Regions from separate parts of the Homo sapiens genome. Here region 2 is linked to region 1. Evidence: chromatin loops called from intact Hi-C (ENCODE). Cell type or tissue: dorsolateral prefrontal cortex. All regions are shown on one strand. Links, peaks and the distances in the headings refer to the core of each region. The heading gives the core; the rest is flanking DNA.

The links. A loop is a pair of places that touch in the nucleus more often than their neighbours do. Peaks named below come from ENCODE experiments on the same cell type or tissue, not always from the same donor. Only the 100,000 strongest peaks of a DNase experiment are listed, where the experiment ranks them.
Region 2: a loop joins it to region 1, with 2.8 times the contacts of the local background. A loop is called at or near these places in 2 of 110 quality-filtered maps.

The regions. Positions count from the first base shown.
Region 1 is chr3:10,313,374-10,316,179 of GRCh38, reverse strand. SEC13 (SEC13 homolog, nuclear pore and COPII component) reads left to right here. Exons shown (of 9, transcript NM_183352.3): 3 at 744-859. Among named protein-coding and RNA genes, the nearest start is that of SEC13, 6.3 kb to the left of the region's middle. In dorsolateral prefrontal cortex, for the core only: no CTCF peak of the experiment used is centred there; no DNase peak of the experiment used is centred there; H3K27ac peaks cover 252 bases.
Region 2 is chr3:9,950,684-9,953,489 of GRCh38, reverse strand. PRRT3 (proline rich transmembrane protein 3) reads left to right here and starts at 1,082. Exons shown (of 4, transcript NM_207351.5): 1 at 1,082-1,168. The region is part of intron 3 of PRRT3-AS1 (PRRT3 antisense RNA 1); the gene reads right to left. RefSeq lists a silencer at 1,044-1,583. In dorsolateral prefrontal cortex, for the core only: no CTCF peak of the experiment used is centred there; DNase peaks (open chromatin) are centred at 1,079 and 1,379; H3K4me3 peaks cover 1,820 bases; H3K27ac peaks cover 1,353 bases.

The DNA of each region.
Region 1 (2,806 bases), core at 46-2,545:
CCTGCGGACAAGGATCTGCAGGTAGGGGCCAGGCCTAGTTCTGCATGCTCAGTCAGCATCAAGGAATTCGGTTCACAAGTGGTGAGAGCAGCGACACTTAAGGCATTGTGTTCCTTGGGTGGAAAGTCTGGGAAGCTCTGGGCACACTACTAGGGAAAAGGTCGAGCAGAAGCCCCAAAACAAAGGTCCACAAAGGATCCAGGGCCAGGGCTGGAAAGAGCCCAAATATCTGAATGGAACCCTGTGTGCAGGCCAGAGCTGCATCACAGAAGACCTGACTGGGGACTCCAGGCAGTCAGAGGCCCACTCCTTTGGCCTGCTCCCATGCATTAGCATCAGGTGCTAGGGCTGAGCTGAACCCAGGGGTATTCCCCTTTAGCCCACAGAGCCTAAGAACTGAATAGGGCCTGAGAGGATGGAGGAAGAAGAGGGCAGCTAGGCCAACTTTTTTTCTCCCATACCCACCCTGCGGAACAGGAATGGAAGAGCCCTTCCCTGAGGTATGTAAAGGGTCTGTGACACCAGCTGGGCATGGCTTGCTTTGTCCATTTCAGAGAGACACTGCCCATAGGTGAAGTGAGAATGTCCACATGCTAGCTTCCTGCCTGAGGGTGATGATACTTTGAGATCAGATTGATTTCAGGGAGATTCTGGTCCAAACTAGACTCTGTGTAGTGACAGCCCTCACCCCACCCACCCACCCACCCAGCCTGCAGGCTTCCCGAGCTGTCCTCCCTTTGCAGCACGACGCCCAGATGGACTACTATGGCACCCGCCTGGCAACCTGCTCATCAGACAGGTCCGTCAAAATCTTTGATGTGCGCAATGGAGGGCAGATCCTTATCGCCGACCTCAGGGGGTAAGTGCTGGCGAGCCCAGGGAAGGGCTCCAGGAATGGTGTGGGTTCTCAGGCCCTGCTTCAAGCGTGGGAGCAAAGCATGGGAGCCCAGATTCAGAGCAACCCCAAAGCACATTTAGCGGAGAGGACGCTGGGATCCCAGCCAGCCTGGCTGTCCTCAGCGGACGTCCCCAGGGATGATGCTGTTAAGGGCACAGGTGGATACAGGTGTGAATCTCAGCTCTGCCACTTTATGTGTACCCACCAGAAGACCTTGGGCAAGTGACTCAGTTTCTCTCTCAGAGCCTTCATCTGCTCATCCTCAAAATTGGGCCAATGCTACCTCCTATCCAGCTAGTGTATGCAAGGCCCTGACACAGGGCCCAGGACACAGTAAGTCTTTAGTGCAGGCAGCTACTGCTACTTTTAAAAGTGGTAAACAGTACCATTTCGTTCAAGTTTAGCCAGTATGACCTAAAGTGTCACAAAAGCATCACCGTAAGAATAATGTAAGAATGCTATCATTTTATAAATCCCATTGTTCTGCCTATATGCCCGTGGCACGTGTTCAGTGATTATTTACAAATGTTTGACCTGCCCTGCTCCCTACTGAGATTCTTGAGGAAGTCCTGGCTCATTTTTATGGCCACATCTCTACTGCTTTCCCTCAGCTCACTGCCTTTCACGTATTTGTGGGTTTGCCTGGGTGCCGTGGATCTCCAAGGGTTCTGTGAATAGAGTTCAGGGGTTGATGAATTGGGACAGGGGGAAAAAAATGCATTTTCAGTGACTCTGATATTTAGCATTTCCTTCAATTATGGATGTAGGCCAGAAACTTCAGTAGTATTTGTAGTGCCTGTCACTTTGTCACCAGTAGAATTCACAGATATTGTCATCACACATCACGGTTACTTAGCTACCTCAAAATACCACTTATGCTCATCACAACTTTGAAATTACAGTGGTTATTAGACCTGCCGCTAGGGTTTGTTGCTTGAAGTGTTAACAAAGAAGTACATGCATCACTATCTCATAAATTGCTTTATAATATTTTGATAACAGGCTGGGCAAGGTGGCTCACGCCTGTAATCCTTAACACTTTGGGAGGCTGAGGTGGGAGGATGGCCTGAGCCTAGGAGTTTGAGGCTGCAGTGAGCCACGATGGTGCCACTGCACTGCAGCCTGGATGACAGGGTGAAACCCTTCTCAAAAAAAAAAAGTTGATTACTGTATAATTTATAATTGAATTTTCTTTATAAGCCTAGTTCTGTGTGTTTTGTACATTAGTCTGATGAGGGTCCATAACCTTCCCCAGAATGCACAGAAAAGATTAAGAGCCATGACAGGTGGGTGCTCAGCATGTGTTTGTTCACTGAATTAAAAAGCATAAACTAAGTCAGTGTCCATTTGGGGAAATGGGCCTAGAAGCTCCCCTCTGTCTGAGTGTCAAATGATCAAGTGACTGAGGAGCCAAATCAAGCTTCTCTATGCAGGAGCCCCCCAGGCAGGCAGAGAGCTGCTGCAGTGCAGCGTGTTGGCCAAGGCAGTTATGTTTGCTGTGACTCTGTCCTTTCTGCTGTTTTTCTTACATTCAAAGGATGTGAAATATTGGAGGGATAAAAAAAATTCCCACCCCATTCTTTTTTCCCCTTAGTAAAAACTGTGCTAGTTGTTGGAAGATTGAGTCTACTCAGTTTCATTAGCAGCAGCTTTGTAGGGACTGGGAATGTCCTGTTGTCCCAGCCAGAGGGAGGAGGAGACTTGAGTGTGTGCAGCCCACGGTGAAGGAGTAAACCAGGAGCAGCACTAATAGCTAATGGGTATTGAGTGGCTTTTTTCTTTCCTTCTACCAAGCATTGTTCCAAACTTTATGAAAGAATTCTTATTGATGTCTCCATTTTCAGGTAAAGAGACAAAGATATCCTTGCCTAAAGTCAAGAGCTAGTGAATGGGAGAATGGGTCTGGTC
Region 2 (2,806 bases), core at 48-2,547, 360 kb after region 1:
CCTATCTCATTTTTGATAACCACATATATTTCCTGTGTGGCTTTCCCTTAAGGAATTGAGCCTAATAATGGATGTTTAGTATATCAAGAGGTGTTCAAAGAAAGACCAAGAACATTTTGACAGTGTCTACCAGCCCCATATGCAGACCCATAGATTTTACTACCATGCCTCGGCTAGGCAATTATCTGGTAGGTGCACTAGTGTACGTGCACAGTGATGTGTTAAGCAAGGAATGGCCCCTGCTCCATTATCCCTGCGAGCAAAAGGCTAGAAACAACCTATGTCCAATTACAGGGGACAGGATAAAGAACAATAACTAGCTGACCATATGCTGGAATTCTCAACAGTGGATACAAGAAATGATATAGATCTATAGATATTTACATGAAAAATGTGCCAGAATATATTGGAAAGTGAAAAAGACAAATTACAGAAATGTGTACAGTGGCTGGGCACGGTGGCTGACGCCTGTAATCCCAACACTTTGGGGGTCCGAGGCGGGCTGATCACCTGAGGTCAGGAGTTCGAGACCACCCTGGCCAACATGGTGAAACCCTGTCTCCACTAAAAATATAAAAATTAGCCAGGCATGGTTACTAGGGAGGCTGAGGCAGGAGAACCACTTGAACCTGGGAGGCGGAGGTTGCAGTGAGCCGAGATCACGCCACTGCACTCCAGCCTGGGCGACAGAGCAAGACTGTCTCAAAAAAAAAAAAAAAAAGTATACAGTATGATGTCATTTCTATTTAAGATGTACATGTAACTGTACATTGAGAAGAATCTGAAGGATACATACCAAGCTGTAGGTAGGATTTACCTAAAAGGATGTAGGGATATAGAAAGGAAGTGAGCTCCCCGTCCCATGAGGTATGCAAGCAGAGGCTAGCTGCCCCGTTTTCAGGGATGCTGCAGAAGACATTTCCACATCCCTCAGAGATGACCTCGGTTCCACTCTGAGCCCTGACAATCCCTGAGCGAGGGGAAGTCAGGGTTGACAGAAGAGTCCACCCCTAAGGGGAAAGAGTTAAGCAGGGCTGCGCTCCTGTGGGCGGGCTCGCGATCGGCAGCGCCGGGCTCTGTTAGCCGAGTCTGAGCATCTCGGAGGATGCGGCGCGGCGATCGGCTGCAGGGACGCGCGCAAGGTGAACACGGGGGCTGCGGCGCGCAGGTGAGGAGCTGGCCCAGGGAGGGGGCGATGGCGGGACCCCGACGGGGAGCGTGGCCTGCTGCCCCCGTCGCGGGCGCAGGCGACCAGGCCTGCACGGCGCCCACCCCCATCCAGGACACTGCGGGAAGGCGCGGAGCCAGGGAGAGAGGAGACGGAGGAGGAGGAGGAGGAGGAGGAGAGGTAACCCGAGATGGACCAGCTCCGAGGCTGCCCCGCAACGGCCTCGCCCTGCCCCCAGGCCGGCCTCTCCCCAGTCCCTGCGGCAGAGAGATCCGCCACCCCCCACAGCCTCTCCAGCAGAGTGGGAGCCCAGGGCTGGGCAAGCCCCCGCCTTGTCCGCAGGTGCCCACATCTCTTGGGTTGGCAGTGGTAGGCAGATGGCATGTTTATCTTTGGAGGCCCCATTCAGCCGTTTTCTCGGCAAAGCTTTTTGGACCTCCTGTGGAAGATGAGCCTCCGAGGGTTTCACAACCCCGATTGTGTCCACTCAGCTGTGTGACCTTGGGGGAGTTGCTCACCCTCTCTGAACCCCCGTTTCTTCCCCCTGTGAAATGGCTGTTCCCACACCTTGTATTGGGAGGGCGGAGTGACGTGTTGCTAAGCTCAGCGCAGGAGCCTCACTGGGAAAGAACTAAACACAGGAGCACTGTTTTTAGCCAGTACCTGTGTTAGGGGCGTCTCAGCGCACCCCTACTCCCAACCCTGGAGCAAAGCCCTGTCTCTGGGCCCCCAGCACCTAGCCTAGACCAGGAGCAGCCCATGGGGCTCCGTGAATGTTTGAGAAATGAACTAACAAGGCTTTAAGACAGAGTCTAAACTCGAGTTTGGAGGATGGGACTCAAAGGTCTTTGAACCCCTTGAAATTGTTCACAACTTTCGGTGAGCCTGGGTCTTTTCCCCGGGAGAGCACCAGGGGTTTTCAGTGGCTTCTTAAGGTGTCTGTGAGCCACCATGGGTTAACAGCCAGGAAGCTTTGGGGACAGCTGCTCCCCAGAGAGGAAAAGAGCAGGGCCTCTGCCGCCAAACACACCCAGGCTTCAGCTCTCGCACCCTCCATGAAACCTCTCCTGGTGGTGGGGCCCCTTCCTGCCTCCCTGGCCCACTGACAGGCTCTCGAGAACAGGAACTTTTAGGGGATATCCACGTGGGGCCAGGTATATACTGGAGGCTGCAGGTTTGAAATAAGAGGCAGGAGATTATTATAGAATCAGACCAGAGTGACAAGTGCCCAGGAAGATGAGGGAAGGAAGGCGGGAAGAGGAATGTGTAACGCTTGTCAAGCATCAGGTATGAACCTCGCCCATACCTGTTTGGTTATTTGTCTCATGCCTTGAGTTAGGCATGCTTATTATCCCCATTTTACTGATGGGAAAACTATGATGCAGAGAGGTGAAATGACTCCCCCAGGAAATGAAGACACTGGGATTCAAACTCAGGCCCCTCGCCAAAGGCCGGTGCATATTCCTCTCCCTCTCCACGTCTCTCATTTTTGAAGTGGGCCTTTAGGAATAACATTTCAGGCAGGGTGCAGTGGCTCATGCCTGTAATCCCAGCACTTTAGGAGGCCAAGATGGGCAGATTACCTGAGGTCAGGAGTTCAAGACTAGCCTTGCCAACATGGCAAAACCCCATCTCTAT